Linked DNA regions of Homo sapiens: regions 2 and 3 are each linked to region 1. Evidence: chromatin contacts called from ENCODE Hi-C or POLR2A ChIA-PET data. All regions are on one chromosome and are shown on one strand. The core of a region is the stretch at or near the end of the contact, and the rest is flanking DNA. Distances in the headings are between cores, read along the strand shown.

Region 1 (3,867 bases), core at 845-3,344:
AGTCAAGTCCACCTTTACTCGATGCCTCTGAGTGATCATTACTGGTGTCCGTTAACAAAAGAATGTGCAACTGTTAGAGTTTGAGCTCTTTGGTTTGCATAATAGTTGCTAAATTTTTGTGTCTCCCACAGTCAGGCTGTCTGCTGCTGCTCTTCTCTTTTGAAATCATACAGTCTTTCTGATTTTTTCTTTTGAGACCTGTTATTAGATTGGGAAAGCTAGAATTGTGAGGTAACTAAGTGTCTAAAGCTCAGAGTGGGAGCTTCCTGGCTCTCCAGGGCCTTTGGCTTTTGGGGACACTGTTTTGGTTGCCCAGAGGCTTTTTGCTTATTTCTTAGTTACTAAAGCTGTGTTCTTGGCTGAAGTTTTTAGAAAGTACAGTCGCTTGTATATTTTCCCAACTCTGGAGCTTTATATGCATCAGTGTATGCCTCTTCGGTCTTCGTTGTTCCATAACTTCATTATCATTGCCAAAAATATTAGGTGGACTGTTGTTTGCATAACCTTAGAATCACTCATCACAAAGCACTGAGATTCAGACTGCTGAGCCCTTGGATTGGGGGCAGTTATTTCTGTACCTCAATTCTACTAAGTAGGATTTAAAGCAGTTACTGTAAATGTTTCTTAATACTGATGTAACTGGTCTTGATTTTGTGTTTTTGTGTGAAAGCCTTTCACATACACTTTCTAGGTCAATTTAGCATGTATGAGTAGGTTCACTAGTGCCTACGTGAGATGCTTAGACCTGTGGTTTTTATGTCATCCTCCAGCCTTCTGCCCAGTTTCATGTCACAAATTTTTTTCTGTTTTCAAGGCTATGAGGATGCCAGGAGTAAGTGAAAACATATTTTAGTTTCCATTTGTGGTCCTGAACCATTTCCACTTGTGGCCAGACATAGGTCTTTCTCAGCTGACAAATAATTATTGAGAAAAGCAGCATAAACAGTCTAGGTTCACGAATGTGCCAGGAGCTTTTCTCCCTGTGGCCAGAGTTAGACTCATTGTGGGTCCTCAAGCTGAGTCTTCTTAGTAGATTATTGACTGCGTCTGTGGAGTCCTCCTGCCCCGGCAAGCAGCCTACACCCTCCGCACCCTCCCTTTCTACTATTCTGTGGCTGATCTCGCATTTATAAAAAAAGAAGTCAGGCTGTAGACATGTTAACTATGTAAATGATTAATTATCCATAATTGCATTTAAAGACCTGTGGCATAAACTTCAGCTTTCACAGAGACTTGAAAATTAAGAGGCACAACCTTAATCCCTAAAGTGTAAGTGAAGCCTGTGCAGGAGCCATTCATTTAGTGTTTGGCGTGGGGAATGTGGCTTAATTCAATGGTTTTATTGTTTTTTTATTTTTCTAAATTAATGTATTAACATTATTACCATTTGTTTATTCCTTTTTAGAAGAATATTCTATAATATTTTGCCTTTGAAAAAATCTTTGTTAAGTGAAGGAATGTTGAATACTGGAAAGTTCCAAAAATGACCTACCTCAGCCTCTTCTGTGACAGCGAAAGAAGCGAAGGACGCAGGTCCGCCCTGCCTCGTGTAGCCTGTTTTTACTGCAATAATAGCACTGCTTATTTCTCCTAGAATAGTGTTTTTTATGTGGTTGTTGCTGTTCATAAAGCATAGGCAAGTTAATCATATTATACTGGTTGTTGATTTTCAAAACCTCCCCTGTGAATGCATTTTAGATTTTCCAGACTGAGCAAATGTCATCCCCATCAGCTTTCATTTAGCACTGTGAGTGTTTTCATGGATGGGGATTTTTTTGTTAGTTTGTTTACATGTGTGTCTTTCCTCTTTTCTGAGCTGCTGGCTCCCTCCTTTCCTCCACCCACCCTCATCCCCTAGCCCCAAGTTAAGAAAAGACAGTGTGCTTGCTTTGTCACTGCAGCGGAAAAAGTCCCCGTACCCATTGCTCCCACCAGATTGCCTGTCCTAAACTGCCCCAGTAGCAACATTCTAGGGTAGGGACATCTTCCTAGAACATGGGTTTATGTTAGAATCCTCATGCTGCTACTTGCTAGGGAAGTGGCCTAGAGAAACATACTGAACCTCTGGATTTCATTTCCTCATTTTTAGTACTCTGGCTGTGGAAGAGAGGTGTGTGGAATGATGAAATCATAAAGACCTAACACAGTTCCTAGCACACTGTGCACTGCTCAGCAAATGTTGCGACCCCCTCCTTTCTTCCATGTGACTCCAGGGCTGGCGCATAATTCCTGGAACATTGTAGTTTCAGAAAGTGATGGAAAGAGGGAGGGAAGATTGGTTCAATAACTATATTTCCTTCTGAAAATTAACTAGACCTTTCTCTCAAGCCCTACCCTCTGCAGTTAAATTCTTTGTCTTTTCCATTATCCCTGAATTTTGCTCCCGTAAGACCATTCAGACAAATTTTAGCCTCTCTGGTACCTAATAGCATTATTTGAAATGATAATGGCCAAATAAAAATAAATATTGTGCTCTTAGTTTCAATTCTAGTTTTTTAACATTTACATGTTTCATATATATTGACTTGGCACTAGGTTATCGATGATGGAGGTATAAATGAAAATGTATTGACATTTGTGAATTATGGTTATAAGAAATTTTTCTTTTCTTTTTTTTTTTTTCTCTTGAGACAGAGTCTCACTCTTTTCGCCCAGGCTAGAGTGCAGTGGCGTGATCTCGGCTCACTGCAACTTCCGCCTCCTGGGTTCAAGAGATTCTTCTGCCTCAGCCTCCTGAGTAGCTGAGATTATGGGCACACACTACCATGCCCGGCTAATTTTTGTATTTCTTTTTAGTAGAGACAGGGTTTCACCATGTTGGCCAGGCTGGTCTCAAACTCCTGACCTCAAGTGACCTGCCCACCTTGGTCTCTCAAAGTGCTGGGATTACAGGTGTGAGCCACCACGCCCAGCCAAGAATTTTTTTTTTTTTTTTTAAGACAGAATCTCGCTCTGTCACCCAGGCTGGCGTGCAGTGGCGCGGTCTCGGCTAACTGCAACCTCCGCCTCCCAGGTTTAAGCGATTCTCCTGCCTCAGCCTCCCAAGTAGCTGGGATTACAGGTGCGCGCCACCACACCCGGCTAATTTTTGTGTTTTTGGTAGAGACAGGGTTTCACCGTGTTGGCCAGGCTGGTCTTGAACTCCTGACCTCAAGAGATCTGCCCACTTCAGCCTCCCAAAGTTCTGGGATTACAGGTGTAAGCCACTGCACGTGGCTAAGAAATTTTTAAATTTTGTTTTGAACATATTTCGGCAAGGTCTTTCTCACTTATCTTAATAGTCGAAATAATTAATTAAAACTATATGAAGAATTTTAAGATTTATTCCAAATACTTTTTTCCTTTCTCAGTTATTTTGACAGTTTCTTGTGATGTATAAACAGATATTTTGCATAGCAAAAGACTTTGATATCTAATATTGTTCTTCATGGACTGGAATTATTTAATTAGCCTGAATGCAGTCTAACTTAAGTAGGCTTTTTATATAGTTATTATAATGGCTATATTTGAAAAGTATGCTTTGGCATAGTAGAAACTGCCAGATGCAATGCCATTTGATCTAAAAAGGTCACGGGAAAAGGGACATTTAAATTAAGTTATAAATTACAATTGAAGAACAATATTTTGATGTGTGAGACCAGAGATGTCAGAGCAGGGAGATGTAATTCATGGGTTCATTATAGAACAGAGGTGCCTGACAGCTGAGCCATGCCAAAAGGAAAATTTATTTGCAACATCACGCAGACAGAAAATGGTAGCTAAGATGAGAAGCCAGAATAGAAACTTGAAACCTTGTGGTAATACGCAGAGTTTATGCTAATAAGACTGCCTGAGATCCAGAGATGTTTAATGACTGCTGTAATATTA
Region 2 (3,867 bases), core at 524-3,023, 480 kb after region 1:
CCTGGCTAACACGGTGAAACCCCGTCTCTACTAAAAATACAAAAAAATTAGCCAGGCGTGGTGGCGTGCACCTGTAGTCCCAGCTGCTGGGGAGGCTGAGGCAGGAGAATGGCATGAACCCGGGAGGCAGAGCTTGCAGTGAGCTGAGATCGCGCCACTGCACTCCAGCCTGGGCGACAGAGCGAGATTCTGTCTCAAAAAAAAAGAAAAAGAAAATCTACTGATATAATTCACCATGGTAATAGATTAAAGGAGAAAAGCCAGAAGATGTCACTGATGATGGAAAACCATTCAATAAATTTCAACATCTACTCATGACAAAAACTCTTAGCAAACCAAGAATGGAAAGCGTACTTTATTTATTTATTTATTTATTTATTTATTTATTGTATTATTATTATTATTTGAGACAGACTCTAGCTCTGTCACCCAGGCTGGAGGGCAGAAGAAAGGTCAGAGAGACTTGAAGGGGATCCGGACAGGCCACCACAGAATATGCGACTTTGACATAAAGATTATTTTGAGCTGAAGGCAATTGAGAATCAACAGATCCAGAAAGAGTTCTCTGCCCTCCCCCTTTTTGCCTAAAAGCAGGTCATAAATTTGATCACACCAGTGTACTCCAGCCTGCGTGACAGAGGAAGACCCTGTCTCTTAAAAAAGTAAATAAGTAAATAAAAGTATCTGTATTTCTATATACCAGCAACAATCAGAAAACAATTTAAAAAAGGAATTAACAATGAAAAAGAAAGGAAGGAAGGAGGGAAGGGAGGGAGGGAGGGAGGAAAGAAAGAAAAAGGAGAAAGAAGGAAAGAAGGAAGGAGGGAGGGAGGGAGGGAAGGAAGGAGAGAGAGAGAAAGAGAAAGGAAGAAAGAGAGAGAGAGAAAGAGAAAGAAAGAGAGAGAGAGAAAGAGAAAGAAAGAAAGAGAAAGAAGGAAAAGGAAAAAAAGAGAAAAAGAAAAGGAAAGGAAAGGGAGAGAGAGAAAGAAAAGGAAAGAGAGAAAAAGAAAGAAAGGGAGAGAGAAAGAAAGAAAAAGAAAGAAAAGAGAAAGAAAGAGAAGAGAGAAAGAAGAAAGAAAAAAAGACAGACCTAATAATACCAACAATAAATCCAAAAGATGTGTAAACGCTTAATGGGGAAATTACAAAACTTTATTGAAAAACATTAAAGTTGGCTTATGCGTGGGTCAACCATAGTGGCTCACGCCTGTAATCCCAGCACTTTGGGTGGCTGAGGCAAGTGGATCACTTGAGGCCAGGAATTCAAGACCAGCCTGGTCAACATGATGAAACCCCATCTCTATTAAAAATACAAAAGAATTAGCCAGGCATGGTGGCACATGCCTGTAATCCCAGTTACATGGGAGGCTGAGGTGGGATAATCGCTTGAACTCGGGAGGTGGAGGTTACAGTGAGCTGAGATCGCGCCATTGCACTCCAGTCTGGGAGACAGAGTGAGACTCTGTTTCAAAAAAAAAAAAAAACAAATCATATCAGCAGCAACAACAAAAACCCGATTCAAAACTGGGCAAAGTGCACACTTCAGTAGCACATATACTAAAAATGGAACAACACAGATTATTAGCATGGCCCCTGGAAAAAAAAATTTAATGGGCAAAGCACTTGAATAGACATATCTAAGATGTACAAATGGCCAATAAGCAGATGAAAAGATGCTCCACATCATTAGTCATTAGGAAAATGCAAACCAAAACCACAATGAGAATGACCATATGATTCAGCAATTCCACTTCTGCGTGTATACCCCAAAGAATCGAAAGCAGGGTCCGGAAGAGCTGTGGACACCATGTTAACAGCAGCATTATTCACAATAGCTAAGAGGTGGAAGTAACCCAAGAATCTATAAAGGGATGAAAGGATAAGCAAAATGTGGAACATACATACACTTAAATTTTATTCAGCCTTAAAAAGGAAGGAAATTATGGGCTAGGGGCAGTGGCTCACGCCTGTAATCCCAGCACTTTCAGAGGCCAAGGCGGGCGGATCATTTGATGTCAGGAGTTTGAGGCCAGCCTGAAGAACACAGCGAAACCCCGTCTGTACAAAAAATACAAAAATCAGCCTGGTGTGGTTGCGCGCGCCTGTGATCCCAGCTACTTGGGAGCTGAGGCAGGAGAATCGCTTGAACCTGGGAGGCGGAGGTTGCGGTGAGCCAAGATCACACCACCGCACTCTAGCCTGGGCAACAGAGCGAGACTCGGTCTCAAAAAAAAAAGGAAGGAAATTCTAACACATGCCACAACATGGACGTTGAGGATGATTTGCTAAGTAAAATAAGCCAGTCACAGAAAGACAAATACTATGTGATTCCACGGAGAGGAGGTACTGAGGGTACTCTCATTCACAGAGAGAGAAGGTGGAATGGTGGTTGCCAGGGGCTAGGGGTAGGGGGAAGGAAAGTTAGTGTTTACTGGATACAGAGTCTCAGTTTTACAAGATGAAAAAGAGTTCGGGAGATGGATGGTGCTGATGCTTGCACAACGGGATGAATGTATCTAATACCACCGAACCGTATACTTAAAATGGTTAGGATGGTACATTTCATGTTGTATGTATTTTACTGCAATAAAAAAATTTAATGGGGGAAATCCATTAATAGAGGAATGCCCAGGAGTTTGAGACCAGCCTGGACAACATAGTGAGACCCCATCTCTACAAAAAAATACAAAAAAATTAGCTGGGTGTGGTGGCATGTGCCTGCAGTGCCAGGTACCTGTAGTTCCAGCTACTGGGGGTGAAGGGGCGGGCAGCTGAGGTGAAAGAATGGCTTGAGCCCAGGAGGTGGAGGCTGCAGTGAGTCTTAATCGCACCATTATTCTCCAGCCTAGGTGACAGAACAAGACTCAGTCTCAAAAAAAAAAAAAAAAAGGTTAAATTACAGTGTGGTTATACTATAACATTCTGTTCAACCATTACATAAACAAAGTGGACTTGAACATGAGCAGATTTCTAAGACATACTGTTTCAAAAAATTCAATTTGCAAAACAATATACTCAATAGGATCCTATGTATTTTATTTTGTTTTTATTTATTTATTTATTTTGAGATGGAGTTTTGCTCTTGTTGCCCAGGCTGGAGTGCAATTGCGTGATCTCGGCTCACTGCAACCTCCGCCTCCCGGGTTCAAGCGATTCTCCTGTCTTAGCCTCCTGAGTAGCTGGGCTTATAGGCGCCGGACGCCAGGCCCAGCTAATTTTTGTATTTTTTTTTTTTTAGTAGAGATGCGGTTTCACCATGTTGGCCAGGCTGGTCTCGAACTCCTGACCTCAGGTGATCCACCCACCTCGGCTTCCCAAGGTGCTGGGATTACAGGCATGAGCCACTGTGCTCGGCCTTACTTTATTTTTAAAAAATTGACACAATAATGTACAATCTCTGTGTATGTATAAAACATAATGTGTGTGGATGTGTGTGTAGAGTTACATATTTGTAAATTCCTAGAAAACAGACTGTAAGCGAGACCTCAAAGTGGGACTTTGGGGAAAGGAAGAGGAGGTAGGGGAGGGAGGGCGGGACAGAGAACTTTCAAGTCTTGCTTTATGTATTCATGTATCATTTGAGTCTTTCCCAATGAACAGGTATTGGTGTATTTGTTGTATAATTACATTTTTAAGTGCTTTAAGACCCAGGTGGCGCTGAGCTAGATGCCTCATGGACTAATGACATGGTATTATCCACCATCCGGAGATAATTTACTCTTTCATAAGTGTGCTGAGTGGCTGGCATTCCTCAATAAGGGATGTAGAAGCATAAGCAAGTATTAGAAAAGAGGATGATCTCACTCTTGCCTGTGACCTTTGTAAGTTTTATTCTTGCACTGATTTACTGCTGAAGCCCAAATTTGA
Region 3 (3,867 bases), core at 844-3,343, 310 kb after region 1:
ATAAAGATGTTTGAGAATGGCTCATCGCATGTGATACGCCATGTGATCTGCCTATATTTGTCATCAAAGCCTTTGAGTCAGAGTTGTGCTTCTTTTAGGTGTATCACTGTGCAAAAATCAAGTTTTATCCAAGTTACATTTTATTTAGAATTTTTGTAATCTAGAAAGCTACTGATCTCCATAGATGTTGGAGTGCAAACAGTTTCTCCAAATTCTTATGATCTGCACTTGAGATTAATTAGGATTCTTTTGTTTACCTGCTGGGAAGCCCAAGATTATATGAATTTCTTTTAAAATTTTAAAATTATTTTTTACAGAGACTGGGTCTCCCTATGTGGTCCAGGCTGGTCTCAAACTCCTGGGCTCAAGCGATCCCCCTGCCTCAGCCTCCCAAAGTGCTGGGATTACAGGTGTGTGCCACCGTGCCTGGCCTTATGTAAATTCTAAAAACCTAAATATCCTTCTTTACAGATTCCTAAGCCATTGATCCCCAGCTGTCCCACCTCTCTAGGGTTTCTCCTGCAGCTTTCTTGCCCTCTTCACCTTCCATGTCCAGGAGCCTCAAGTTTGCCACCATTACAGGAGTCTTTAAAAACGTAGATATCGGCCGCAGTGGCTCACACCGGTAATCCCAGCACTTTGGGAAGCCGAGGCGGGTGGATCACCCGAGGTCAAGAGTTTGAGACCAGCCTGGGCCGGGTGTGGTGGTTCACACCTGTAATCCCAGCACTTTGGGAGGCCGTGGTGGATGGATCATGAGGTCAGGAGATCGAGACCATCCTGGCTAACACAGTGAAACTCCGTCTCTACTAAATATACAAAAAAAATTAGCAGGGCATGGTGGCAGTTGCCTGTAGTCCCAGCTACTCGGGAGGCTGAGGCAGGAGAATGGCGTGAACCTGGGAGGCGGAGCTTGCAGTGAGCCAAGATCACACCACTGCACTCCAGCCTGGGCAACAGAGCAAGACTCTGTCTCAAAAAAAAAAAAAGAGTTTGAGACCAGCCTGGCCAACATGGTGAAACCCTGTCTCTACTAAAAATACAAAAATTAGCTGGGCGTGGTGTTGGTCACCTGTAATCCCAGCTACTCGGGAGGCTGAGGCAGGAGAATCACGTGAACCTGGGAGGCAGAGGTTGCAGTGAACCATTGCACTCCAGCCTGGGCTACAGAGCAAGACTCCAACTCAAAAAAACAGCTCAATTCTGGACAGCCCCATGCCCATGCCCACCTGCACGACAGAGCACTCTCAATGGCCAGGCACTATCCTGGGGCCTTCACCTGCCCTTGCCATGTTGTCACAATTCTACAGGTGAGCATGTGGAGGCTGACTTCAGCACAGTGTCTGTCACTGGTAGACTGTGGGGCAGGGATTTGGGATTAAGCTTCTTGAGTCCCAACCGGATGCCCCTTGACCATCACTTTATGCTGCCATTACCGGGGAGGTTCAAGCGAGGACAGTGCTGAGTGTCCGAGAGTGTCCAAGCTCCTGACCCGCTCCTGCAGTGGGAAGCCCTGGTTGGGCCCCAGTGTCTCCTGACAGCTACCCTCTGGGCCTCCTGGCCTGCCTGGATCCCGCTTCTTAGAACAAAGGTGAGACTGGCCACCTGCTTGTTTGTACTCGGGACAAACTGTGTACACGGCCTGGTCCATAAAACCCCCTGAGCTCCCTGCTGTTTACCTGTCCTGTCTCCCCAGGAGGCTAATGGGAGGCGAGCTGGTCTCTGTCCTGGAGCTGCCCCTGCCCTGGCCATGCCCTGGCCGCATTTCTGGATCAATGGCCACTGACCAGAGGCCTGACTGTGCCACTGACCTACACGTTGGTGCCACTTCCCTGAGGGGCTCATATGTGGACGTTTCATGGAAGGGATAGCCCCTCCACTTTTTTGATGAAGTTGAATTTAAACAGGATGAAACTTTGGCCCTTGTCACTTTTTTTTTTTTTTTTAATGTTTTTAATTAAATTGCCTGGGTCACTGACACCCTGGAGAGACTAGGAAATGCAGCGTTGCAGTTTGTTAATGATACACCATCTGTTTGTTCGCACTGTGTGGTCACGTGATCTTTGCTCTGCAGAACATCCTGTCTCACTGGCCTAAACCAGTTTACGGCTGAAATGCTTAGGATGAATGCCAGAAAATCTCTCTCTTTTTCTTTGTCTCTCTCTCTCTTCCCTCTCCTTTTTCCCTCCCTCTCCCTTTCTTTCCCTTACCCATTTTAAGATCGGCTATTAACCCCAAACTTGTTGGCAGAATTTGTATTAACTATTTATGACACTTCATCACCCGGTTCCATTGCAGTATTGTAGCCTGACTTCTGAGCCAGTAAGGTGGCCATAGCTCAGACAAATGGGGGAAATTTCAGGGTCGGGGTGGGGAAAGCCCATGACAGCTGGCCTTTGAGGGCAGCATCACCCAGCCACAGCTCAAGGGGAAGCGTGGACCCCCCAGGGCAGTGGAGGGTGAAACCAGGGAGCCCCTTCTGACCCATCACCAATGGTCTCATTGTGACTCATTTTCTTTACCCCTACAATTCATGATCATTGACTCATCTCACATGATAATTAGATTAAATCCATGAAGAGTGCTGCATCCTAGGTATTTTGTTGTTGCTGTTGTTGCGGCCCAGGCTGGAGTGCAGTGGCGCGATCTTGGCTAGCTGCAAACTTCACCTCCCAGGTTCAAGTGATGCTCCTGCCCTAGCCTCCTGAGTAGCTAGTATTACAGACACCTGCTACCATGTCCAGCTAATTTTTGTATTTTTAGTAGAGGTGGGGTTTTACCATGTTGGCCAGGCTGGTGTCAAACTCTTGACCTCAAGTGATCCCCCTGCCTCGGCCTCCCAAAGTGCTGGGATTACAGGCATGAGCCACCATGCCCGGCCCATCCTAGGTTTTTCTTGTTTTTTATTTTTTTGAGACGGAGTTTTACTCTTATTGGCCGGGCTGGAGTGCAGTGGTGTGATCTTGGCTCACTGCAACCTCTGCCTCCCAGGTTCAAGTGATTCTCCCCACTCAGCCTCCCAAATAGCTGGGATTACAGGCATGTGCCACCACACCCGGCTCATTTTTGTTTTTGTTTTTGTTTGAGATGGAGTCTCACTCTGTTGCCCAGGGTGGAGTACAGTGGGGCCATCTCGGCTCACTGCAACCTCCGCCTCCCAGATTGAAGCAATTCTCCTGCCTCAGCCTCCCAAGTAGCTGGGATTACAGGCGTGCACCACCATATCCAGCTAATTTTTAGTAGAGACGGGGTTTCACCATGTTGGTCAGGCTGGTCTCAAACTCCTGAGCTCTTGATCCGCCCGCCTTGGCCTCCCAAAGTGCTGGGATTACAGGCGTGAGCCACTGTGCCCGGTATAATTTTTGTATTTTTAGTAGAGACAGGGTTTCTCCACGTTGGTCAGGCTGGTCTTGAGCTCCTGACCTCGTGATCTGCCTGCCTCGGCCTCCCAAAATGCTGGGATTACAGGCATGAGCCACTGCGCCCAGCCCATCCTAGGTATTTTTAAGAGCTGTAAGTTTTATTCGTTTTCAAGAAAACTGGGCCTCAAAAGGAAAAATAACAGAGGCCCAGATGCTGACCCTCTGGTGGAAAATGCCATGGCTCGTTGAACCCCTTTCTCACAATGGAAACTGGAATCCATGTGGCAGAAGATGGATGGCTGCGAAAGATGATTTAGACAATGTTCAGGAGTCCAGCAGCTCCAAGGTATTGCAGTGCCCACAGACACTCACGGTGTAGCTTGACTCTGCTACACCTCAGTCATGTCCTCAGTCATTCCTTCATGAATAAGGTGACCAGTCACCACAGGAAGGGCATGTCCTGTGAGTGGCCTTCTGAAGGGACAGGATGTGACTGGAGCCACAG

The links. A loop is a pair of places that touch in the nucleus more often than their neighbours do. ChIA-PET counts read pairs that join two places held with the same protein, here RNA polymerase II (POLR2A). Pooled maps may share reads with other maps.
Region 2: a loop to region 1 is called in a pooled map, with 8 times the contacts of the local background. The contact joins two enhancer-like sites. A Hi-C loop is called at or near these places in 3 of 50 pooled maps. POLR2A ChIA-PET finds 5 or more read pairs at or near these places in 2 of 52 experiments (AG04450 and activated CD4-positive, alpha-beta T cell).
Region 3: a loop to region 1 is called in a pooled map, with 4 times the contacts of the local background. The contact joins two enhancer-like sites. A Hi-C loop is called at or near these places in 1 of 37 single-sample maps with no recorded cell type and 2 of 50 pooled maps. POLR2A ChIA-PET finds 5 or more read pairs at or near these places in 1 of 52 experiments (HEK293).

The regions. Positions count from the first base shown.
Region 1 is chr1:8,474,443-8,478,309 of GRCh38, reverse strand. The region is part of intron 10 of RERE (arginine-glutamic acid dipeptide repeats); the gene reads left to right. Among named protein-coding and RNA genes, the nearest start is that of SNORD128, 19 kb to the left of the region's middle. Within about 2 kb of position 2,094, at least 3 of the 41 ENCODE cell types and tissues checked have a DNase peak (open chromatin) inside an H3K27ac peak, as active enhancers do.
Region 2 is chr1:7,992,142-7,996,008 of GRCh38, reverse strand. No RefSeq gene overlaps it. Among named protein-coding and RNA genes, the nearest start is that of ERRFI1, 32 kb to the left of the region's middle. RefSeq lists an enhancer at 3,641-3,867. Within about 2 kb of position 1,773, at least 3 of the 41 ENCODE cell types and tissues checked have a DNase peak (open chromatin) inside an H3K27ac peak, as active enhancers do.
Region 3 is chr1:8,168,122-8,171,988 of GRCh38, reverse strand. No RefSeq gene overlaps it. Among named protein-coding and RNA genes, the nearest start is that of LINC01714, 39 kb to the left of the region's middle. Within about 2 kb of position 2,093, at least 26 of the 41 ENCODE cell types and tissues checked have a DNase peak (open chromatin) inside an H3K27ac peak, as active enhancers do.